Linked DNA regions of Mus musculus: regions 1, 2, 3, 5 and 6 are each linked to region 4. The links are chromatin loops, found by intact Hi-C in ENCODE. Cell type or tissue: heart. All regions are shown on one strand.

Region 1 (4,000 bases), 89 kb before region 4:
TCTCAGCATCCTATTCACCCTGCCCCAGGGCCCCGATGCCTGATGTAGCCATGGCTCCCCATAACGAGGCCCAAAGACTCAGAAGCAGAAATGGTTTCCAGATTTTAGTCCTGACCCAATGACGTTCCTGCTGCTTTCCATATCTGCTATTTCTTTTTAATTTTGCTTAAGTGATTTTTGGGCTTTGCAGTTGTTTTATTCTGTTTGGAGACAGGGTCTCATTACGTCCCTCTGCCTGGCCTGGAACTCACTATGTAGGCCTCAAACTCAGAGATCTGCCTGCCTCTAGCTCCTTGAATGCTGGAACTAAAGTTCATCACCATGTCTGACCTTTGCTTAAACAGTTTTATTTAGAATAATTGGGGCGGGGGTGAGGGGGGAGTGTCTGACATGCTAAACAACACCTTCTGGATAGATCTATTTTGAAGTACGTTTAAATACTCATAAAAGGCAATTAAAAAAAAAAAAAAAGACAGGATCTCATGTAGCCTAGGCAACTTCAAACTAAACTACATATAAGTAAAGGCTGTCCTTGAACTCCTGACCCTTCTGCCACTCCCTGCTAAGTGCTGAGATTATAGGCATGTGCCATCATACTGTGTGATCTTTGTCTTTTTGTTTGTTTTTTCCTTAACACAGAGTTTTACTCTGTAGCCATGGTTAGCCTGAAACTCATTACATAGAACAGACTGGGCTCAAACTTATAGAGATCCACCTGACTCTGCCTCCTGAGTGCTGGGTTTAAAGGCATGCACCACCACACCTAGTCTTTTGTATATATGTATATCTCCTCTTATGCTAACAAGTCCCTGACATATAATAGACATTTAAGAAGTATTATCAAATTAATAAATAGGTGAAAATAATTTTTCAGTGGTCGCAATTAAACCAAAAATCTTGTGTTTGCTAGGCAAATGCTCTACTACTGAGCTATATCCCTAGTTTTATGATAAAAATAATTTTATACTTTATATACTATCACAAATTAGAAAAAAAATTATCCTATGTTATTAACAGATGCCAATTCATAAAAATGAATGTAATACTAGCCCCCACTTAAGTTAAAGGTCACCAAATTTAAGGTGCTACTGCTTGCCAAAGCCACGGCTCTCGGTGTAAAAGGGCAGGCGCCTCGTATAGCACAGATGTGGCACCAAGCCGCTTTCTCTTTACTTATCAGAAAGGCTGGTGGAACTGAAAAGCAGTAGGTTCTCTGTGAGCTTGGGTGTCACTTAACACTTGCGGAGGCACTTTCATCGGCCAAGCCAAGCTCATTCCTCAGATAACCCGAGGTCTCCCTCAGTGGCAGCATTTGCCTTCAAATTTAGGGAAGAGTAGAATAGAAGTTCAGCGTTCAAGAGCCTTTAGGCCACCAGGACTGCCATGTCTAACCCCCTCATTTGAAAGGTTCAGGCATAGAGGCCAGGAGGGAAGGTGAGGACCCAGCAGTATCTGGAGTAGTTTGCCAGGAGCCTGTGTGAAACCTTTTGTCCCGTCCAGTGTGGACCCCTGGGTGTGACAGTGCTCAGGAGTATACCCCCCGAAATCCTGCAGTAACAACAGTAGCAGGAGTGCCCTCTCTGCTCTCAGGATGCAAAGCCCAACTGCCAGGCCCAGGATGCAGAGGCCCTCGTGGAACCTCGGGGCTCACTGGAGGAAGCCTTGTTAGTGGAGAGCAGGCAGGATGCTCCCTGGGCTGTTAGGACGAACCAGCGCAGAGATCTGGAAACTTCAGATATAAGATGCCGCAGCTCGGGTTGGCCACCAGAGGGCAGCTAGGGGCCAACCAGCGTACAGTGGCAAGGTGCAAGCAGAAGGGGAAGCCAGTGATTAGGAGATCAAGCAGGAAGTGGGGAGGGTCTGACCTCGACTCGGGACACTGCACTAAGTTCCCACATCTGATAGGCCACCTGTGCTGCCTCCGGGAAGAACTGGCCAGCGGCACTGGAACAATGGAGGGGTTCGGGGAGAGGATGGGAGGGAATGTCATCATGGGCTACACCCCATACTTCTAGAACACTCTTATGCCAAATACACCACACACACACACACACACACACACACACACACACACACACACACACACACACACACACACACACTAACACAGACCTGTTTGGCTTTGTTTCTTCTGTAGCATGAGTTCATCCGAGGACTTTCTAGTGCCACGATTCTTCTGGCTTCCCCTAAGCTCCCTCTAACCTATGCATGCAGTGGGGCTTTCCCTAGCAGCCTTGTTGGTCCAGGACCAAGTAGGGCAGTCCTTCAACCTCTTCTTTGTTCATCACAGCAGGGTGACTCCTGTGCAAATCCCCTTCCAAATAAGCCAAGGGCAGGGCATGGCTGCTTCATCCCTTTACCTTTTTGCAAGGCACCAGGCCATGTGAGGGGCCAGTGTGTGTGGAGGGATTTCTGGCCTCTGTGGCAGTGAGCATAGTCAACAGGAAGCCCTTATGTCCCTTCCTTAACTGACTGTTGAACCCTGGAGAAGGGAGTCTAAGAACCCACCATGTCCTCGGTATAAATTTGGCTGTGTTATGGCACAGTCACCTAGTTTAATATTCCAGGAAGGGTCCCTGTAGCTCACCTGCCACCTCATCTCTTTGCCAGGCTCTCCACAGAACCCATGGCAGTCATAGGAAGAAGCCATAGGAAGTCACAGGCCAATCCTCATCCCTAGGCTTTCTTACAGGTGGGCTTCCCAGACCTGCTTCTCCTGGCTCCTTCCCCTGGCTCCTTCCCCTATCAGTTTTTGAAACAGGGTCTCACTACTCAGTCCTGGCTAGTCTGGAATTTGTTACATAGACCAGTCTGGACTCACAGAGATCTGTTTGGCTCTGGCGTGTGCCACCATGACCAGCTTAAGTCCCCTGAATTCTAATCCCCAGTCCAGACACCAGATCGACCTCCAAGTTCACAGAGCAGAGAGTTCCATATATAGTAGCCACACTTGTTCAGACACACGGTCCCCAAGACAGCAGAGACTGGAATACTGAGGGTCACTTTCCCTCATTTGTCATTCCAGCCTCAAAAGAGACCCAGGCTCATGCAATCCACCCATCCACTGGGACAGGCGCTGGAAGAGTCAGGCCGTCTTTCCATCCTGGGGCCTAGAAGTCACTTACTCATCATCTCCTCCACACAGCTTCAGCAGAGCCTTCTTGTATTCACCGGAAGTATCATTCTGGGGAAAGAGAGGAGAAAAGGTGACCTCAAACACAGCCGTGGCTCTTCTTGGACAAGAAGGGGAGGCAGAACACTTACACCAGCTCCCCCTTTTCTCCTGCCTGCAGTGGCTCAGGCCCCCAACAGTGTATGGCTGGTCACTATCCAGCAACCAGCTCTGGGAAAGACAGGAAGGAACAAGTCTCTGGCGTGTGTTGTTTGCCACCTTTCCTGTGGTAGAAATACTTCCCAGTGATAACAGCTGGCCGCCATGCTGACTTCACTAGACGTGGCATTCTGAGATGCTATTTCCCCATGGCCCTGACATTCCACTCTCCCAGGTATATATAGCACTTCCATGGGAACCATTTCCTGGAAGTAGAATTCCATAAACACACCCACGGGAAAATGCTCAAAATCAAACAAATATTTGACCAAGCCGTATGTTAATAGAGACGGCTTATCCCTCGACGCTTTGGAATGGACCTCAAAAGACAACGGCTGTGAGAAGTTCCCAGGTAAAGGCCCTGTGCAACAGCATCTTTGTTTATTCTAGATTTTCCCAAACTTTTTTCCCCATGGAATGTTCAGTGCATGATACCCATAAAAAAATCCTCTTTGGATATCATTCATGAGTACAAACTAAATTTTTTCCCCATTAGCTTATAAAATTATTACATCTGACAATCTCTTGGCAAGGCCTCACGGGATGGCTACCCCTGAGACGGCATTAGTCACCCAGCAGGCTCCAGGGTTTTCTAATGCTCATTTGTGTTCTTCAGTGAACTTCTCTGCAGATTGTGGATACCCACTGCCCTTGGGACAGCATCCTGGC
Region 2 (4,000 bases), 150 kb before region 4:
CATTCCCTCTAGAACACTGCTACTGAAGCCACAGCCCTGGTCATACCCACAGCAGTCCTAAGGATCTCAGTGGGACCTTTCAATCCTGGCTCATAGACAGGCGTTAACTAGGCCTCCCAACCTTCTCCTGCCCAAGGCCCCCTGCAAGACCCCAGGGTTCTGTGGACCTCATTTCTATATATCCTGATCTACCCCAAATGTTCACACTCTTCATCACCTCCGGATCCCCTCCTCTAAAATAGTTCACAGACTCACCCAGCAGTTCCCCCCACCCACCCACCCACTTCCTACCCCCAACCACAACCCCCAAGTTCAGGCAAGGAATCACCCAGCAGATTCCTCCCAAACCCCAATACTTCAGGGAATCAGAGAGCAGAGCCACAGGGAGCTACGGTTCCCTCAGGCTGAGACAATGATGTATCCTGACAGAGAACTTGCTCATAGCAGCCCAGTCAGTACATGGCAGAGTGGCAGAGCCAGGCCTACAACTGGGATTTTCTCACTGTAACCCAGGGCTCTAGGACCTGCTAGTGAGCTCTGGGCAACTGAATGCTCGGCCTGTGTCCTATCAGCATCACATTCTAATTAAAAAAAAAAGCAGAATCAGTCTCCAATTGCACGTCCCTTTCCTACCACAAAGGACTAGGAGTGGCCAGGGCTGATCTCTGGAGGTGTATCAAGTGCTCAGGTTTCTCCAAGTAGCCTACAAGCTTCCAGCAGGAGTTGGTGTACTCCTGAGCTGGCGTAGACAGACTTTAATGGAAAAGGTAAGTTATCAGCCCATGACTGCGCGCTGAAACCTTTCTGAGCGAGGGAACCTCGCCTGCTCTCAGTCATGTCTCAGTCCTCAGGGACAGAACAGGACGAGATGCATATGGTCCCAGGAGACAAAACACAGAGCATCCTGACAGGGCGATCCTCTCAGCACTGAAGGTTAAATGCTGGTGTGAGATGGGGTGGTGTTTGCAGGTGAAGGGGAGGCCAAGTAGAGCTGGCATAGCAACAGTTTAATGGTCTATAGTGGGGCATGCTTCATGGTATGGACTTAGGAGAAGAGGCAAGAGGTTTGCCTCACACGAAAACAAAGCAAAACAGAACAGAATAAAGCAAACATTAAATAGGAGGGAGGGATGAGGAAAAGACAGGACTTTAAGGTCTCTGACAAATCTTGAAGATCTTTCACAGCAGCTCTCCAAGTCTGGCATTTTAAGAAAGAACAGAAGGACTGCACGGCTGGACTAAGGTTAAACACTGCAAGGTAGGAATGTGGATTTGAGCAGCCCCTCCGAAGCTGGAGAAACGCGTGCACCCCACTTGTGAACACAAAGTGTAACCTCCGGGCCATCTGCCCCTGGGAGGAGCCAAGGACAAGCACAAAAGGGTAAATCACTCCCACCCCTCCCATCAGCACCAGGCCGACCCTTTCCACACCTACAGACCCAAGAGGCTGAGTCACTGTAACTGACAGAAAGGTGATTGGTCCAGAGGCCAGTGGGGCTGGCAAGTGGCCCAGGCTTTCACAACAGTGGGGTGCCTGTGTGCCCCAAGCTGGGGAAGTCACCAGCGGGGGATTTGCATATGAGAGTAAGAAGCACCCCATGCTATAGCCCCTCTGTGTCCCCCATGTAACTACAGGGGACCCAAGGGATCTGAGTGTCGTGTCACGAAAGGGCAGGTGACAGACAGAGAGGAAAGAAAAGGATGTGCTGGAGGTGGGGGCGGGGATGCCTGTCTGCTCACCATCATGTTCGTAGGGTGGCTGCCAGTTTCGGGTGAATTCTGCTCCTCAGTAGGGACCACTTCAAAGTCCGAGGAGGCGCCCTAGGTAGAAGGAAGTTAGTAGCTGCCCATGATAAACGGACCCTGCCCCCAAGGAAGACAGAAGGGCAAACAGTGCAGAGTTCCTAGAGGCAATAGTCACACACTATTCATGAGATCACCCAAGAACCACAGGACTGCCATCACCCTCCTTGTGATCTGAGGTCATACCCCTCCATGGCCATTATTTATCAGTGAAACAGGGGTGTGGGTCGAGCCAACCTTGAAACAGTATTATTTATTTGCTCTCTCTCTCTCTCTCTCTCTCTCTCTCTCTGTGTGTGTGTGTGTGTGTGTGTGTGTGTGTGTGTGTGTGTGTGTGTGTGTGTGTGTTGGAACGGATGAGGAAACCAAGTTCACAGAGTCAACACACAAGCCAAGACTCTGCACAAGCTGGCAGATCCTGCCAAAGCAACCAAGCTATCTCCTGGGCTCAGGTGCCTCTTGTCACCCTGGCTGGCAGCAGCTACTACAGCCACCACCAAGGGAGGCCCTGCACCAGCCTCACCAACTCAACCCAAAGGTCATCCCAGGAGAGGACTGACCTGAGAACACTAAGGCCGCTCTGCAATGTGTCATCAACCAAGGCGCAGACTTCACTGGCTGTTCAATCAGCTGAGGAGCCCAGAGTTCATCTGAACCTGGCTCTAAGAGACCCTTAAATGTGGCGTGACTGGGGCTGGGGAGATGGCTCAGTGGGTGGAACATTCGCTACACCAGCAGGAAGACCTAACTTGGGATTTCCCAGCACCCATATAAACAGCACAGCTGGGCATCCCTAACTCACAGCTCAGCACGGGAGTGGACAGAGACAAGAGGATCCCTGGGGTACTGGCTTATCTGGAGATGGCAAGCTCTGGGTTCAGTGAAGAGATGTAAGGGATAAAGCAAGGAGCAGGAGACCTGATGCCCTCCTCTGTCCTCACCAGAACACACTCCACGCATATACCTCTTCCTTCATACCCCACCAAAAAACCCCCAAACCAAAAACACCCTCCTGACCTGCTTTCCCTGTCCTGGATGGGGTAGGACAGATGGGAGAAACCAGCCCAGCTGGCCACCAGTCAGAGCCACCATGACCCCATCTGTGGTCTCAGCTTGGAAAAGACCCACCTTCTGACCATCTGAAGGATCTGGCCCTATGATGCCAGGCTACACTTCTCCATTGAGCCTGCAGCACATGGTTTCTGAGCATCTTGGAAGTATGTGTCTGTGCCCAGTTAGTGAGCATGGTCACGTTAGATAGCTCAGGAAATGAGAGAAAACTCCTTGTTTGATCAGGACCTTCCTGGTCATGAGAACCATGACTTTCACCTCAAAATGGCAAGCTGTCCCATCCCAGCGCTCCAGACTGATGTGTGGCGGGAAGAGCTTTAGGTAACCAGTCACAGCTCCAAATGCAACTTACATTGGACGGAGATTTGGAGGCTGGCTCGGGCTTCTCCATGGAGTTTCCCGTGGTGGCGGTGGCGGTGGTGGTGGCGGCAGTGCTGGTAGCAGGATGTACCTGGACCTTTGTATCCTGTCCTGGAAAATCAAGACTGTGGCTAAAGAAACCTAGAAGGGAAGACGCCTGAACCCAGCCCCCAGGAAGATGGAAGCCCTCTGACTGAGTTCCCTCTTGATTTAGAGAAAAGGGAGGCTGTCCCTTTAAGACAAGAAGTCACGTGAAATGCCTGGCCTGGGTAATGGAGTCCAGAGCCTGGGCAGAGACCCCTTTGCAGACCTAGTTACTAGGAAAACTCCAAGGTGGTCATGGTTCTCTGCCTCAGGGATCTAGAAAGAATTTTCAGTTAACCAAGTGCTTTCTTTCGGGTTTTGAGAGAGGCTCATGTAACATATGTTGACCTCAAACTTGGCTTCACGCAGCTCAGAGGCTGGCCCCAAACTCAGTATGCAGCTAAGGATGACATTGGACTCCTTATCTTCTTGCTACCAACTCCCAACTCCAGGGTTACAGGCATGTGCCACCGTGCAGTTTACTCCGAGCAGCTGAATACATGCACACTAGTGAGCATTCTACCCACTGAGCCTTAACTCCCTACGGTGTTCTCATGGCAGCCTCGTAGCATTCCTGTTTTAAAGAAAGGAAACCAGGGTCTGGCAAGGTCATCAACTTGACTAGTCACTCTGCTAGCAACTGTAAAACCTGGACTCAATGCTGGGCGTGCAGCACTCGGGA
Region 3 (4,000 bases), 210 kb before region 4:
CAAGACAAGGACATTTCTCAGTAAACCTACAACTGTTTTCTCTTTTTAAAAGTGATCTTTAGCCAGGCAGTGGTGGTGCACGCCTTTAATCCCAGCACTTGGGAGGCAGAGGCAGGTGGATTTCTGAGTTCGAGGCTAGCCTGGTCTACAGAGTGAGTTCCAGGACAGCCAGGGCTACACAGAAACCCTGTCTCAAAAAAACCAAAACCAAACAAAAAACAAAACAAAACAACAAAACAAACCTTTAAAAGATCTTTAAACTTATTTAGTTCATGTGTATAGGCGTTTTCCTATGTGCATGTAAATGCACCATGTGTATGCCTGGTGCCCACAGAGGCCAGAAGAGCCATTTAGATCTCCAGGAGAGTTGCAGATGTTTGTGAGCTGCTCTGTGAATACTGAAAATTAAACCTGGGTCCTCTGCCTTGGCAAATGTCCTTTAGAACTGAGCTGTCTCTCCAGGCCCTACTTTTTTTGTTTGGTGGTTTGGTTGTTTGTTTGTTTGTTTGTTTGGTTTTTTGTTTGTTTTTTGAGACAGGGTTTCTCTGTGCAGCCCTGGCTGTCCTGGAACTCACTCTGTGGAACAGGTTAGCCTCAAAGTTACAGAGATCCACCTGACTGAAGGTGTATGTCACCACCACTTGGCTTAAAAGATACTTTATTACATTTTATTTGTATGTGTGCATGCACATACATGCTGTATCATGCATTCCACATGGGGTCAGTTCCCTCCTATCATGTGGGTCCTGAGAACTGAACTCAGGTCATTAGGCTTAGTGGCCCGTGGCTTTCCCCAGTAAGCCATCTTGATGTCCCCACAGCAGTTTTCTATTTAGGCAAATTAACAGTTCAATGATATCACGTGATATACAGTTTACATTCAGAGTCACTACTGTTCATGGTGGCTATTCACCTTGACTGCATCTGGAGTAAAACCCAAGCATTTGGGCACACCTGTGTGGGATTTCTTATTAACTAAATCATTAAAAGTGGGAAAACCCACTTTTTGGTTTTTCGAGACAGGGTTTCTCAGTATAGCCCTGACTGTCCTGGAACTCACTCTGTAGACCAGGCTAGCCTCGAACTCAGAAATCCGCCTGCCTCTGCCTCCCAAGTACTGGGATTAAAAGCATGAGCCAGGGCTGGCAAGATGGCTCAGTGGTTAAAAGCACTGACTGCTCTTCTGAAGGTCATGAGTTCAAATCCCAGCAACCACATGGTGGCTCCCAACCACCTATAATGAGATCTGATTCCCTTTCAGGTGTGTCTGAAGTCAGCTAACAGTATACTTATGTATAATAATAAATAAATCTTTAAAAACAAAAAAAAAGCATGTGCCACCAGTGCCGGACTTAACCCAGATCTTTTGAGGTGGGAAAATCTGGGCCACACCCTTTGCTGGCAGTCTATATAAAGAACATGGAAGAAGGAAGCTGTTCTCTTTTGCTTGCTTGCTGTCAATGGCAAGTCCTTTCTTTTACTGGCATTAGATGCTCCTTCTTCAGGAGTCTGGCATGTACTGAAGACCAGCCGAGACATCCAGTCTCATGGACCAAACAACTACTGAATTCTTGGACCTTTGATTGGTAGACAGCCATTGTTAGACTAGCTGTTCCACAGCTGGTAAGCCATTCTTATAAGTCACACCCATGCATGCCCACACGAGTGAGTTCTGTTCCTCTAGAGAATCAAGACAAATAGGTATAAAAAGGAAGTTGAGGCAGAAATGCTGCAAGCTTAAGACTAGCCTGGGCTACATAGCAAGTTTAAGGTCAGCCACGGTGAGACCCTTTCTCAAAAACGAAACACCAGTAAGAAATCAGAAAGAAAATGAAAGTGAAATGAACTGATTTTCATCATCCAACACCAACATTTGGCCTGTCGACCTTTCATTTTTATAAATGTGTTGTCGGGCTGGTGAGATGGCTCAGCGGTTAAGAGCACTGACTGTTCTTCCAGAGGTCCTGAGTTCAAATCCCAGCAACCACATGGTGGCTCATAACCACCTGTAATGAGACCTGACACCTTCTTCTGGTGTGTCTGAAGACAGCTAGAGTGTACTTATGTATAATAATAAATAAATTCTTAAAAAAAATAAATGTGTTGTCATTTATAAGGAGATCTCTTCTTGGTATTATGCTATAGACATCTATTTCACTGTAGTCAGACGATCTGTTTGGCCCAGGTTCTCATTTGAGGCTTGGTTTGTTTTCAGTGCTGAGTTATGTGTCTGCTAGATCATCACAGGAATATTTCATGATGATTTGAACTTTCTCCACAAGGAGGCAGCAAGCAACCATGCTAAGATTTCTTAAACTTTAAGGAAGCCCATGCGCGTACACAGCTTACCCTGACCCTGTGGGCAGGCATTAATAGTAACATCCTCACTGGGAGTGTTGGCTTCAGGCTTTTAATCCCAGCATTAAGGAGGCAGAAGAGGGCAGATCTCTGTGTGTTTGAGGCCAGCCTGGTCTGCACAGTGAGTTCCTGGCCCCTGGAACCCCACAGTCGAATGATGTCTCATTTTTAAAACATTAATATTATCTCCTTTATATGGATAAGAAAACTGGAGATGGCAGAGTAAGTGTAGGGTATGGACTCCAGGATGCAATGTTGCCTTCTATCTGCATTTAATTCACTCCTAGGCACAGTACCGGGGACACTTTGGAGCATACAGGAATAAATAAGAAGATTCCCGTCCCTCGGCAGTCCTTATCAGGTGTGAGGACGAATTCATCCACAAATAGACCAGTGGTCACACAGCAGAATAAACAAGGGCCCAAGAAGGCAGGAAACTCACTCTGCCTTCAAGCTGCTGGTGATGCTGTGCACGGCGTTATCAAAGAGGGAAGATAAGAGCTAAGGGGTGCGTGACCGGTGACAGACACTGCTGAGACATAGAAGTGTCACGCTCTGTTTTACAGGGAAGAAAGCTGCTAGTCAGTATGGTTAAGAAATTGTACCAAAGCTAGCAAGTGGTTGAAATGCTTGCTGCTCTTCTAGAGGTCCTCAGTTCAGTTCTCAGCATCCGTGTCCAATGGCTCACAGCCTCCTATCACCCCAGCTCCAAGGGATTCAATACCCTCTTAGGCAGGCACCCAAAGGCATCATAAAAGACAGACAGACAGACACACAGACAGACACACACACACACACACACACAAGAATAAAAATTAAAACCTTAAAAGAGAGAAACTTGTATTGGCAGGCTTAAAGCCCCAGCTACCAAGAAGGCTGGGGCAGGAGCACAAGTTCAAAGCCCGCTTGGGCAAAAATGATGAAGATATCGTTGAGTGATAGAGGGATTGTCTAGCATGTATGAGGCTTGGAGGAACAAACGATGATAGGGAGGAAGGGAGTGAGGGAAGGAAGGAAGGAAAAAAGGAGACAAAAAGGGAGGGGTGATGACTAGGTTGTTGTGGCAAAATATTAGAATCTTTTTTTTTTCTTGAGATAGGATCTCATGTAGCCAAGGCTGGTTTGAACTTATTATATAGATGACCTGTGACTTCTACTCCTCCTGCCTCCACTTTCCAAGTACTAGAACTGCAGGTGTTGTGGTACCTCACTTGGCTCATGTCTTGTTGGGCAAGGCATGACAACTTTGGCAAACATGGACAAAGACAACTTTAAACACTCTGAGCAAGCATGGAGCTGACTGAGCGATATACCATTCAGAACTCACATCTTAATATGGATTTCCCAGGCCCACAAAAGATTGTGGCTGTGGACACAGAGCAAGGACAGACTTCGGGGGTCAGTGTGCCTAGGCAGGGGAGGAGTCTGAGGAAACAGTACTCCCAGGTCTGGTGGCACAGGCTGAGCACAGCAGGAAAACCAGGCAAACAAGAGCATTCCTCTGTATTTTGTTTGCAACTGAAGTAAATGACATCATGGGTGCTGTAAAAGATTAATCTGGTGCACTGTGTCATGGAACAGAGGCACCAGTTAGGGGGTTGTTAAAATAATCCTAGCCAAAGATAACTACAAAAGCAACGGA
Region 4 (4,000 bases):
CTCTGCTCCCCCTCCCGCCTGGCGACCTCCCCAGCCCACAGGGCTCCTGGTGGTAGTGTTAATCCCAAATATTCAAGGAGAAAGACCAATTCCACAACTGACCAAGCTTTATTTTGGAGCTGCAACCTAAGTCAGGAGCAGCTTTGGGTTAGGTTTTTGAGGTCCCTTTTATGGGGAAGACCCATAAGGTTAAATGAAAACAACTCTAAGTGTGTTTACAGGGGTGAGATAACTGGCTATTAGAAAAAAAAGACATTAAAAAAAAGCAAGAATAAAAGCAAAAATAGCTGGGTGGTGGTGGCACACACCTTTAAACCCAGCACTTGGGAGGCTGAGGCAGGTAGATCTCTGCGAGTTCGAGGCCAAGCTGGTCTATAGAGCAACTTCCAGGACAGCCAGAGCTAAAATACCTCATGGTTTACTTGTTTTTTTTGTTTTTTTTTTTTTTTGTTTTGTTTTTTGAGAAAAGGGGTTTCACTATGCAATCCTAGCTGGTTTGTAATTCCCTTCATAGACCAGGATGGACACAAAACACAAACTTACAGAGATCTGCTTGCCTCTGCCTTCCAGGTGCTGGGATTAAAGGCATGCACCACAGCAGTCTAGCTTAAAAACAGGTTTTGCGGACTGGTGAGATGGCTCAGTGGGTAAGAGTACCCGACTGCTCTTCCAAAGGTCCAGAGTTCAAATCCCAGCAACCACATGGTGGCTCACAACCATCCGTAACGAGATCTGACGCCCTCTTCTGGTGTGTCTGAAGACAGCTACAGTGTACTTACATATAATAAATAAATAAATCTTTGAAAAAAAACAGGTTTTGCAGGGCACATCAGGTTTAAGAAACAGAAACTCTTAACTAGAAATAGAATGTTTTAAAAAATTATTTATTGGTTTATTTTTATGTGTCTACACACACACATACACACACACACACACATACACACACACACCACATATCTGCAGGAGCCTGAGGCAGTTCAAAGAGGGCATTGGATCCCCTGGAATTGGAGTTACAGGTGATTGTGAACTGCTATGTGGGTGCAGTTTTCTGGATAAGCAACCAAAGAGCTATCCTTCCAGCCCAAAAAAAACCTATTCTTGTCGGAGATGGGACTTAGCAATAAGGTATCCTTAACAATGTGCCTCCTGTTCTGGTTTCACAGTACGACTGGCTCTCCGAAGCCGTGCACTCTGGAGCTGTAGAGGCAGGTCTCCTTGGGGACCACATAGGCATAAGGACCAGAGGACCAGGATCAAAGTCAGGAGTTGAGGGTCTCTTCCCAAACCTGAGTGAATGAACATCTCTTTCTTTCCCTGGGATTTTTAGGACTCGTCTGTCCTACGCATCTATTTTAGTTCATGAAGTTTTTCATGAAGATTGCAACTAGCTGCTTACCCTAAAGTTTGGAGAGTTCAGGTAAGAATCCAGTTTTCCTTCTTAGTCTTGGAAAATCCAATTAGGCCATAGTGTTTTTCAACCGAGACGAGCTGGGCCTCGGGCGCCCTCTGCTGGAAAGTAACGTGTACTGATGATGGCTGTGAACAGGCTTGAAATCCCAGCAGCCCTGAGGCCAACAGCGGGTGAAGTTGCTGAGGCACAGTCCGTAGTGCAATCTCAGAGCTGGATGCCCTGGTATTGCCCTGCCTGGCAAATGCTAGAGGAATGAATGAATGAATGAATGAATGAGCTTCATAGTGCTCCGGAAACTGCAGAGGACTCGCCAAGGGTTTATTACTATTGGTAGGTAAATTGATGTGGTTCGTCTCAGAATCCAGCTCTCAAGGCTTAAGAAGGGACTTCTTAACTCTCAACCCAGCTTTCTGTGAAAGCAGCTGGATCAGGGTTCTGGGAAGAGGAGAGTTAAAAATGGGGACGGGGTTGGGGATTTAGCTCAGTGGGAGAGCACTTGCCTAACAAGTGCAAGGCCCTGGGTTCAGTCCTCAACTCTGGGGAAAAAAAAAAAAAAAAAGACAAAATAACCCGCCTCTTCTTGGGCAACTTGTCAGAGCTCGATTCCCGATCTGATGTAACAATACCGATCTGATGTAACAATACCGACCTGGACCCCTTCTGAGGCACAGAGGAATCCCTTCCCCTCATCCTGGGGAGGACTGAGGCATGATCCTTCCTGCTTGTTGTCCTAAGCAGAGGGGGAAGGGACAGTCGCCCAGTGGTTTTCTTTGGAAAGAAATAGTGACTTTACCCAAGGACGGCAAAGTTAGCTGAACCTGGACACCTGCTACTGCCTGGCCAGAATACTGTTCTAGTCCACCATAAAAGTCAGAGTCTACACTCCCATGTCAAAGATGACGGATGGCAGGCGGGTAACTGAGGGCCTGTGTGACACACTTGAGGATCTGGGTGTGATCCCAAGCTTTGCTTTAAGTGGAGTGCAAGAAGTTCACAGGTCTGTCACTCCCAGCCAGTGCAGAGCTGAAAACTGGGGCATAAGGGGCTATCTCAGACCACCCTAACCTGGGCTGCATTAGACTGTATCTCAACATAACAAAGGAAGAACTTAGATCCCACACTGAAAGTCACGTTAACAAGAGAAAAGCAAGGCTGGGATCCTAGCTCAGGGGGCACACGGGTGCTGACCGTCTGTTCCTCTAAGTGGTGACTTCTCACAGGGCCATAGAGACCAGTCAGCCGGACATCTCTTCTTTTTCCTGCCTGTCTTCTTTACTGTGGCTGAAGTCCCAGAACGACATCATTGTCCTAATCTTCCCTCAGAGTCACCGTGGATCCCTGGATGAGGGCAACTGTACACAAAGGCAGGGGCATACCCTGAAGCGGTAGCCATCTTGTGGGAGCCCAACTACTGCCTCAAGGGTGACAGTTTTGGACCACCCTGAGGAACAAGAGCTGAGACAATGTCAACACCTTGCCCAGGATGTCACCCACCCCAGCTCTTCCTCTCCTTATATCTAAAGTTCGTTTAAGTACCCCCAAAGTGGAATTGGGGCTACTGGACCCCTCTATCTTTTCTTCTAACAAGTGTGGCCATACTGAGTAAATCTGTTTTCTCTCTTCTCTCTTCTCTCTTCTCTCTACTCTCTTCTCTCTCTCCAGGGTTTCTATGTGTAGCCCTGGCTGTCCTGGAATTCACTCTGTAGACCAGACTGGCCTCCATCTCAGAAATCCTCCTGTCTCTGTCTCCTGAGTGCTGGGATTAAAGGCATGTGCCACTACTGCCTACCGTATTATTTTTTTCACTACTGGTGAGGCAGGTGGCAGAGCCTAGGTAGATGGGGCTGCTAACGTTGAGTTTTTGCCCTAAAAACACCTGCAGCAAGACCCTGTCTCAGGGCTGGAGTGATGGCTCAGTGATCAAAAGCACTTGCTGTTTTTCTACAGGAACAGAGTTCAGTTTCCAGCATCCACATTGTGAGGCTCACAACTGCCTGTAACTCTAGTTCCAGAGGGCCAGGACAACCTCTTCTGCCTGCTTGACCACCTGCATACAGGCGATACTCCCAACCCTACACACACATCCATGTTAATAAAAATAAGTCTTTTTTTTTTTTTGGTTTTTCGAGACAGGGTTTCTCTGTGTAGCCCTGACTGTCCTGGAACTCACTCTGTAGACCAGACTGGCCTCAAACTCAGAAATCTGCCTGCCTCTGCCTCCCAAGTGCTGGGATTAAAGGTGTGTGCCACCACGCCCGGCATAAAAATAAGTCTTAAAAACAAAACCCTGTCTTAATGTCAAAATCATAGAAGAGGGCTGAGTGTGGGATTCAGCTCAGTGGTGGAGTGGTCATTTGGCATGTGAGGAAGGCCTGTGGTCAGTCTCTGGTACCAAAACCCCTCATCCTCTATAAAAAGATCCAAGGACCTTTCTTTCTTTCTTTTCTTTGACTGGGATAAGGAATGGAGAGCCAGGTAACCATATAAAGATGTGACTGAACAAAAATGGAACTACCTACCCAACTGGAATGTCAGCAGGACCTTGCCCTGGCATCTCGTTGGCTCCTTGGTCTATAGAAAGAATTCAGA
Region 5 (4,000 bases), 160 kb before region 4:
GAGCTGATGTCAGCGGCAGCCATCTGGAGGGAGACTCTTGGTTCATTACATAATGAACATTCTTTTCCTTCTGAGAGATGAGTCAATCTAGAATATGAATGTAAGTAAGACTTCAGATGTGTGTGAAGAAAGAGGGGTGGGGAAGAAGAGGTCGGGAAGACCTCAACTGTGTGAGGAGGGACAAGGACAGGCTAGTGGCCTGGGCTGGAGGTGGGGAGGGGCTTGGGAGACAGAGAATGCTGCTGCCAAGGGTGTGGGAGCTTCCTTCACTGTTAGCCACTCCCACTGCAGCATGTGTCTCCAATGCCGACTGTCCTGACTGACCACCACCTCTCCCGTGTCCAGCTTACCTTAGCCTTCCTAGGCTCACCCTTTTAATATACGGGTCTGCATCTATATGTGGTGAGTGTGGGTGCCCGTGAAGGCCAGAAAAAGGGGTTAGACTCTCTGGAGCTGGAGTTACAGGCAGTGGTGAGCTGGTATGTGAGAGTCCTGGGAACTGAGCCCAGGTCCTCTGCGTGCACCATTACCACTGAGCCATCTGTCCAGCTCCCTAAGGTCCCCAAATAATTTCAGCCTGTGCCACAAACTCAGTCTCCTCAGTGATCCCTGTGGTTGGTCCCGAGAGGACAGACATCTATCCCATGGGCAGATGGTTCAATGGTTTCCACAATAACTCTCTAAGGTGATCTAGGCCCAACAGGAACCAGAGAGCCAGGTGGGGCCTTCGTCCCTGACCTCCCAGTTTGGCCACCTACCTCCATGCGTTGCTGTTCTAGCAACTTCACCTTCTTCTCAGCTGCTCCAAAGGCCCCCGCTTCAGGGACTTTACTCGCCATCACACTGGCCTAGGGAGAGACAGAGCCTTCACCAAAGTGTCAGATAAAACTTCGTTCCCCAGCCCAGTGCTCTCCCAGGGCCTCAGCCCCTTGTCTCCAATCTCCCTGCTCCTCCCACCCAGCAGCCATGTCTCAGCCACGACCTCCTCCTCCTGGAAGCCCACGAGGAACATTCCCCTTTGCTGATGCATACTGTGGCTGCCAGCCTCACATCCTCTCACCAGCTCTTTCCACAGCCATCTTCCCCACTTTAACTCTGAGGCCCTGCTGGTCAACCCCACAACAACTCCGAATCCCCTAACCTAAAAGGCGTGGCTTATATATTTTTTAGAAGTTGTGAGGAGCCAGTGAGATGGCTCAGTGAGTGAACACGATTGTCTCTAAGTCTGATGAGCTGAGTGCAATCTCCAGAGCCTATGGTGGAAGGAGAGAACTGCCTCAGACCTCCATACACGCATGCAGCCCCCAACATAAAATAAACGCCGTGAAAGTGTGATGGAGGCTGGCAAGCATCACGAGCCCAGACACATGTGCCGAGAGCCCGCATGTGCAGATGTGTGTGCACAACATGCCATCTCTGAGATTCTTTCCAAATTCTGCAACCACAATCTAATCTAAACCCAAAACCCATTCTGCAAAACAACCGGCCAGCATAACTCAAAAGTGCCAAGGTCATGGAAACCAGGACAGCTGAGCCACGTCGCCGAAATGAGGAGACTAAGGAGCTGTGATAGGAACCCCACGTGGGATCCTGGATTCAATTCTGGAAGGCAGAAAGGGAGGGAGTGAAGGATGGGTGCATCTGGACAGCGCTGCTGACGGCAGTGCCCAGTCTGGTAAGAACCACAGTTATGTAAGATGCTTGGTGAGGTAGGTCTGCGGTTATAGAAGCCAGCCAGGGAAGACGGAGGGAGTACGGGAACACAACTCCACACTATTTCTGCCTCAGTTTAAAGTTACCTCAAAATAAAATGTTTTAAAACTGAACAATTGAGGTGTTGAGGTAAGAACCACAGGACAAGGCGAGAAGTGCACGTGCAGTGACTGTCGCCAGTGTCTGCTCAGACCAGAAGCTGTTCTGCACTGGCCCCATCAACTCTCTATGTCCTACCACAGGCTGGGCAGAGGCTGGAAGCAGAGCCTGTGAGCCTCTGGTGCCCCCTACAGGCTATGTCCTGTAAACATACCATGCCACCTGGAGAGGAAAGGGTATCTATCTGATAAGGTGGCCTCAAAAAGGGCAGATGCCTGCCCCAGGAAGCTCACTGTCAACAGCAACAGCTAAAGGCTATGTGTCACTTAGTTTTAATCCCAACAGAGGCAGGAGGATCTCTGTGAGCTGACGGCCAGCCTGATCTACCCAGTGTGTTTCAGACCAACCATGGCTACAACAGTGAGCAACAATGCCAGCGAGAGGCAGAGCGAGAAGGCTTTGCTCTTCAGCCGGCCACCCCCACATCTGCTTGAGAGGTGACAGAAGAATCTTAATTGTATGATGGCACATGACCTCTCCAAGTCTCCTGCTGGCCCCGCACATGGAAGAGACATCCCTTCAGGCAAAAGAGCCCAAGTGAGCTCATGGCTTTGCAGGTAAATTACATCACTGCCCCGGGGTGGGGAGTGAGTGACCAAGGTCATTACTATATTACATAGAAAGCTGGCATTAGGGCTTATGTTGCAACTGACTGCAACTCACTTGAGGAGGTAAACAACTGGGTTACAGGAGCCTGAGGGATGGTGAGAGTGGAGCAAGGCACACTTGGCCTTCACTGTGTGGCAGGGCTGGGCCTGGAGGTGTGGGGGTGTGGGCCAGAGCTGAGGCATCCCCAGACCAGTCTTCCTCTCCATGCAGAGCTCTAAGTTGCGATCTCACAAGCTTAATACAATCCCCTTAGGAGCCCTGACACTTTAGAGACTAACCTGACTTTTGGGAAGGAGACTTTGACAAGACAAAATGCATCAAGGTATTGGTACCCAGAATGAGCAAAACACTGAAACCCAACTCCCATGAGCAGCCGCTGGACAATCCAAGTCAGCAAGCGGGAGAAGCAAGCAGCCAGGGTGGGCGGCAGAGCCATGTAATTTGACTGCCAATAGCTCTGAGCACGTGTCTCAGAGAACGGGATACTCCACGTGGGGTGAAGACAGAACAAAAAGCCAAGGACTGGTCATACCACGGAGGCAGGTGCTGCACCAGGAAACAGAGTCTACCAGGCAGAACCTTCTGCCACTGGAATGTGTGTAGGAGGAGATGTGCTCCCTCAGCGAGGGGCAGAGCAGATCCTGGGTTTGAGAGCTTGGGATACACACCTGCTGCTGTCCAGCCACGCCCTTCTTGCCAGCACCCTCTGGCTTTGGGGAGCTGGGCTGCCCACAGAGTCCCTCTTTGCAGCTGCTGTTCATCAACAGTTTCTTGAGCTCCGTGTTTTCCTCCCTAGATAAGAGACAAGTGGAGATGTCACAATGTCAGCCCTGGGTTAAGACACTTGCAAAGCCAAGGATCTGCTGTCAAAGGCACTGCTGCGGTGCGACCAGACCAAAAGGGCATCTGTAAGCCACCCAGAAGGTGTGCAGGCTGCATGAGAATCCTTAACAGCAGAATTTCCCCCATCTGTAGGTTGTCTCCACACCTGGCACCTTCCAGTTCTATGATCTTGTTCTCTAAGAAAGCTCCGCCCCTCCCTCCAGTTATAGTCAAGTGTCCTGGTTCAGCTGACGCAGGCAGAGCCTGGGCGGTGCAGTAGGTCATGCTCACTCACCGGCACCTGGCACCCCCCCTCTTTAACATGGAAAGAGCAAGCTTCTGGCTCAGAGCTAGGGTTGATAGAGCCATCTTCACACCCACCAGGGACTCAATCCCACTGGATCTGCTCTCATGGTTCTCTAGTGTTGAGTACAGGCCCTGCTCTGGGTGAGACCTTCTTTACAGTTTACAGCAGGAAAGGCTACCAGCAAAGTTGAGTGTGGGCACGCACACCTATGACTCCAACGTTCATTTGGGAGGCAGAAGCTGGACTATGGAGTCTGAGGCGGCCTGAGCTACGCAGTGAGTTCCCTGGGCTATGGAATGAGACCATTCCAAACGAAACAAGCAGAAATAATAAGTGAAAGTGAAACCCTAAGTTCATGAGGTAGGCAGTGCTGGGTACTCAGGATGTTTG
Region 6 (4,000 bases), 71 kb after region 4:
CACCCGTAACTCCAGCTCCAGGAGACTCTCTGTGGCCTTTGAGGGATCCGTGCATATAACACACACGGCGCGCACACACCACAAATAAAAACAAATCTTTAAAAAAAAGATTAACTCAATTATCTTATACAATAGGGGCTTGTCTGTGGAGACCAAGTGCGAGCAGGGGGAGGAAGACCACTCTTCTGGGGCTCCGTTAGGTCTGTCACAGAGTCAAGGATGGGGATGATAGATGGCCCATCCCTGGAAAGGCAGACTGCTGAGCACTGCCCAGGCTTGGAGTCTCATCTCCCAGCAGGGACTCTGAAGGGTTTGGGGTTTCCATGTGGACAGCCAACCCTGCCCCCGTCTGAGTGGGAATGTGGAAATACCTCACAGAGGTTCAATGTGTGGAAAGTAAGACACAGAAGAAGCAGACCAGGCCTCGGGAATTGGGATGATCCCAAATGTCCCCTCTACATATTCTGAACGTCACACAAATATGGAAGGGTGGGGACACACAGGAGCCGGTTCAATCAGGCAGGTGTCATTTGCTAAGCTGACCTCTTTCCCAGTGGCACAATTAACCGTCAACTAAACAGAATCTAGAGCCGCCCAGGAGGCAAGCGTGTGGGCAAGCCTGTGACCAGACTAGGGTAATGATGTGGGCGGCACCATTCCAGTGTGCTGGGGTCCTGGGCTAAATGAAAAGAGAGAGAACTGAGAGTGTTGGCGATTCTGTTTCTTGACTGTGTCTGTCATGTGACAGGCTGCCTGGGTGCCATTCTCCATCAGCATGGACTGGAGCCTCAAACTGTGAGCCAAGGCACAGCTTTCCTGCTTCAAGTCGCCTCTCTCACAGCAATGAGATAGGTAACAGCAAGTGCCTGAGAGAGAGTCACCAGAACCTATGAAACCGCACACCAAAGGGACGGAAACTACATGTGTATTCTGTTCCTCCCTCTGTGGCTCATGGGCACTAGCTCACATTGGTCATCTTGGTCCCATCTTCTTGGCACACACACACACACACACACACACACACACACAGTACACAGTGCTGGAGATGAGACCCAGAGTCTCAGGTAACCAAGCACATGCCCTGTCATTGAGCTACAGCCATGACTCTCATGTACACAGTTCTTATGATCTGGTCAACTTTACTGCGGACGTTGTCCATATGGCTTCACACGTGTGTCTAGAAACAGGCTGGTTGATCTTGGTGTGGCATTCGATCATGATGAGTCGTTTCTATTCCATATGGTCCCCTATCCTCCAGGAGACTGGGCACGATGTCACACACTCCATTTCACTTGGTGTTCTCAGATCCATGATGTGGAAAGCAGGGCTGGAGAGATTCCCCAGTGGTTAAGAGTGCTTGCTGAGGAACTAAGTGTTTTACAACTGCCTGTAACTCCAGCTCCAGGGGACTTAACATTCTCTCTGGTGCACACACATGCACACACACACACTTTAAAGAAAAATCAGCTCCACAAAGCAGAAAGAGAAGGCAGTCTCAGGGTGGAAGCCATCATCGAATTTCCATTTGTAACACTTTTACTGTTGACCATGGCAAGTTACAAGGTCAAGACTCAGGAGATGACCCGTAGACTCTACTGTTGGGTACACAAAGCTACAATGTTATATAAGCTCTTGTTTTTATAACACCTTTACCCAAACTATTATATAAGAGCCCTGTATTATGCTTGGTGCCCGACAGGTAACAGAAGATGTTCATTGCAAGAATTCAGAAGTAAAAAAACGACTCCAATGATGTCTCTGTCTGCTGCCCCTGGCCCATAGGCATGACCCTATGTTTTTCTTGTTCACTGCTGGATTTCTGAGTTGGGCTAAGACTTAGTGGTTTAGAAAGTTCAACACACTTATCTGTAACATAGATGGTGACATTTTATCTGAGCATTGTGACTGGCCCTGGCCCCCTCCATCTTGATGCTGCCTTGAGCACAGTGTTCCCCATCATGGTCAGGAAAAGGAAATAACCAAAGCCTCAGCGGGCAGAGACTACCTTCTGCCAAAAGCTGGCTATTGCTGCCGCCTAGTGGTTGCTTTTTGCATAGCTCCACTCAAGGCAGGAAATTAGCAGATAAATGACAAAAACAAGATGGCGGTTTCCACAGGTGAGGTCTCCACAGTGTGGAAAACTAGAGAACGACCAACATTTCTTTTGTTTTTAATGACCATCTATCTACACCTTGTATGCGGTGTAGATGGCCCCCATCTCCTTTGCGCGCGCGCGCACACACACACGGTACTGGGGATATGCTACACCTGTTTTTTGTTTTGTTTTGTTTTTTCCTGTCTTGGACCAGAGAAAAGGCAAAGTGAAAAAATTCATAGACAACATAAGTCACCGTGGGCGAGGAGAGGCTCTGTCACTGAATAAACATGGTGGAGTTGGACAGGGCGGGAGAGTTCCCGGACTTGATCAGCTCATCCAGGGCCTGGTAGGTCCCCACCACAAAGCCCATGAAGCCCAGGATGCTGATGAGGGCATCCTTGGTGACGGTCAGGGGGCTAATGCCCTCTCCATAGTAGGTGACCACCTCCAGCAGGGGCGGGATGATGAGGGCCAGGGCGCTGCTGCTCACAGAGCCCACCAGGGAGAGGACCAGGTCCAGGCGTGGGATGAGGATGGCCAGCATGCCTGTGGGAGATGAAGGGAGACAGATGGAGAGTCCTAGGTTTACTTTAAAGGCTGTTATTGAAGTCGTCTTTAAGAGAAACCAAACCTCCCTCAGAAATTCAGCTTTGCACATAAAAATTGAGGGCTGCGGATGTAGCTCAGTTGGTAGAATGCCTGCCCAGAATGTGTGAAGCCCTGATTCTATCCCCGGCACCATGAAAACTGGGCACAGCAACATACACCTATAACCCCAGCGACTTGGAGGTGCAGCCTGGAGCATCCAGAGCTCAAGGATTTTTTTGGCTGCATAGTCTAGTTTGAGGCTAACCTGCGATATGTGAGACTGTATAAAAAGGAAATAAATAAACGTAGAGAAAGAAAGGAAGAAAGAAAGAAAAAAGGAAGGAAGGAAAGAAAGAAGGAAGGAAAGGAAGGAAGGAAGAAAGAAAGAAAGAAAGAAAGAAAGAAAGAAAGAAAGAAAGAAAGAGGGGAGGAGGGAGGAAAAGAGAGAGACAGAGACAGAGACAGAGAGAAGGCAGGGCATAGTAAAAGAAGAGGGCTGACTCCTGCAAGTTGTCTTCTGACCTATACACATGTGTCAACATGTACATATGAATAACAAACAAACAAATGTAAAAAAATAAATAAAAAAGAAAGAAAAGAGAAAGCGAAGTGTTCCCAGGGCGCCAGTCCTCTCCAGGAGGGCTCACTCGTGGTTGGTGTTGCCCATTCCTGTTGTTCAGCTCTGCCCTGACAGGGCAAGGCAATGCAGAGGTTCCTTCATCTTCTATTTTTGCGGAGGCCATTTTGGGTTTAACTAGACTTTGATCTCTTTGATGGAGAATTCCACGAAAAGTCACTCAATTCTATTCTGGGAACCTGAGGCCAGGATGTCTCGGTTTATTTATCTTAGTTTCTGTTAAATTGCCTGTTTGTGCAAACCCCAGCCTCAACCTCCTTGTCCCGCTTCAGCTGCTGTGTAAGACACCAGGATGTAGATTTTGCCTATAAGCCACTTGCTCTAAATGTTTGAGGCTACACTTGAGTCCCCAAATACCTGAGTATAGTCCCAGCCTGCTGGAATAAAGACTTTCACCTGGCTATAAATGGTGGTCATCTTTGGAGGGTTCCTCACAACAGTTTGTGTTCCTATTGTGTTGTTGGCGGGGTTCTCTAACCCCTTAGGTTCAGTACTTGGGGTTCTGGAGATGGAGAGACTAAGACAACCCAGTGTTCATTTGTGAGCTACAGCTAGGAGATCCAAAGGGGTAGCTCTCTATAACCAGGGAATGAAGGAACCAGATTTGCCCCATATGGGGTCTCAGCAAAACCCACCAACCCCCAAGCCCAAAGGGAGTGGGAGTTTCAGATGGTCCC

What was found. A loop is a pair of places that touch in the nucleus more often than their neighbours do. Peaks named below come from ENCODE experiments on the same cell type or tissue, not always from the same donor. Only the 100,000 strongest peaks of a DNase experiment are listed, where the experiment ranks them.
Region 1: it touches region 4 in a loop (6-fold over the local background); 17 of 42 quality-filtered maps call a loop at or near these places.
Region 2: a loop joins it to region 4, with 2.3 times the contacts of the local background. A loop is called at or near these places in 6 of 42 quality-filtered maps.
Region 3: a loop joins it to region 4, with 3 times the contacts of the local background. A loop is called at or near these places in 7 of 42 quality-filtered maps.
Region 5: it touches region 4 in a loop (2.4-fold over the local background); 6 of 42 quality-filtered maps call a loop at or near these places.
Region 6: it touches region 4 in a loop (5-fold over the local background); 15 of 42 quality-filtered maps call a loop at or near these places.

What each region holds. Positions count from the first base shown.
Region 1 is chr11:54,996,670-55,000,669 of GRCm38, forward strand. It overlaps Anxa6 (annexin A6), which reads right to left. Exons shown (of 26, transcript NM_013472.5): 13 at 3,126-3,184; 14 at 1,866-1,944. Among named protein-coding and RNA genes, the nearest start is that of Gm19911, 21 kb to the right of the region's middle. In heart, a CTCF peak has its summit at 1,762 (motif pointing right); a DNase peak (open chromatin) is centred at 1,852; H3K27ac peaks cover 1,420 bases.
Region 2 is chr11:54,934,721-54,938,720 of GRCm38, forward strand. It overlaps Tnip1 (TNFAIP3 interacting protein 1), which reads right to left. Exons shown (of 19, transcript NM_001199275.2): 5 at 3,227-3,345; 6 at 1,741-1,821. Among named protein-coding and RNA genes, the nearest start is that of Tnip1, 26 kb to the right of the region's middle. In heart, no CTCF peak of the experiment used is centred here; a DNase peak (open chromatin) is centred at 2,291; H3K27ac peaks cover 743 bases.
Region 3 is chr11:54,877,288-54,881,287 of GRCm38, forward strand. No RefSeq gene overlaps it. Among named protein-coding and RNA genes, the nearest start is that of Hint1, 13 kb to the left of the region's middle. RefSeq lists an enhancer at 1,899-4,000. In heart, a CTCF peak has its summit at 2,282 (motif pointing right); DNase peaks (open chromatin) are centred at 2,334, 2,794 and 3,984; H3K27ac peaks cover 1,830 bases.
Region 4 is chr11:55,085,664-55,089,663 of GRCm38, forward strand. No RefSeq gene overlaps it. Among named protein-coding and RNA genes, the nearest start is that of Ccdc69, 9.5 kb to the left of the region's middle. In heart, CTCF peaks have their summits at 40 and 1,509 (motif pointing left); no DNase peak of the experiment used is centred here; H3K27ac peaks cover 2,278 bases.
Region 5 is chr11:54,925,946-54,929,945 of GRCm38, forward strand. Tnip1 (TNFAIP3 interacting protein 1) reads right to left here. Exons shown (of 19, transcript NM_001199275.2): 9 at 3,150-3,273; 10 at 759-848. Among named protein-coding and RNA genes, the nearest start is that of Gpx3, 25 kb to the left of the region's middle. In heart, a CTCF peak has its summit at 2,004 (motif pointing left); DNase peaks (open chromatin) are centred at 1,629 and 1,986; H3K27ac peaks cover 2,778 bases.
Region 6 is chr11:55,156,972-55,160,971 of GRCm38, forward strand. Slc36a2 (solute carrier family 36 (proton/amino acid symporter), member 2) reads right to left here. Exons shown (of 10, transcript NM_153170.3): 10 at 1,497-2,644. The coding sequence ends at 2,373. Among named protein-coding and RNA genes, the nearest start is that of Slc36a3, 7.3 kb to the left of the region's middle. In heart, a CTCF peak has its summit at 2,044 (motif pointing left); a DNase peak (open chromatin) is centred at 2,030.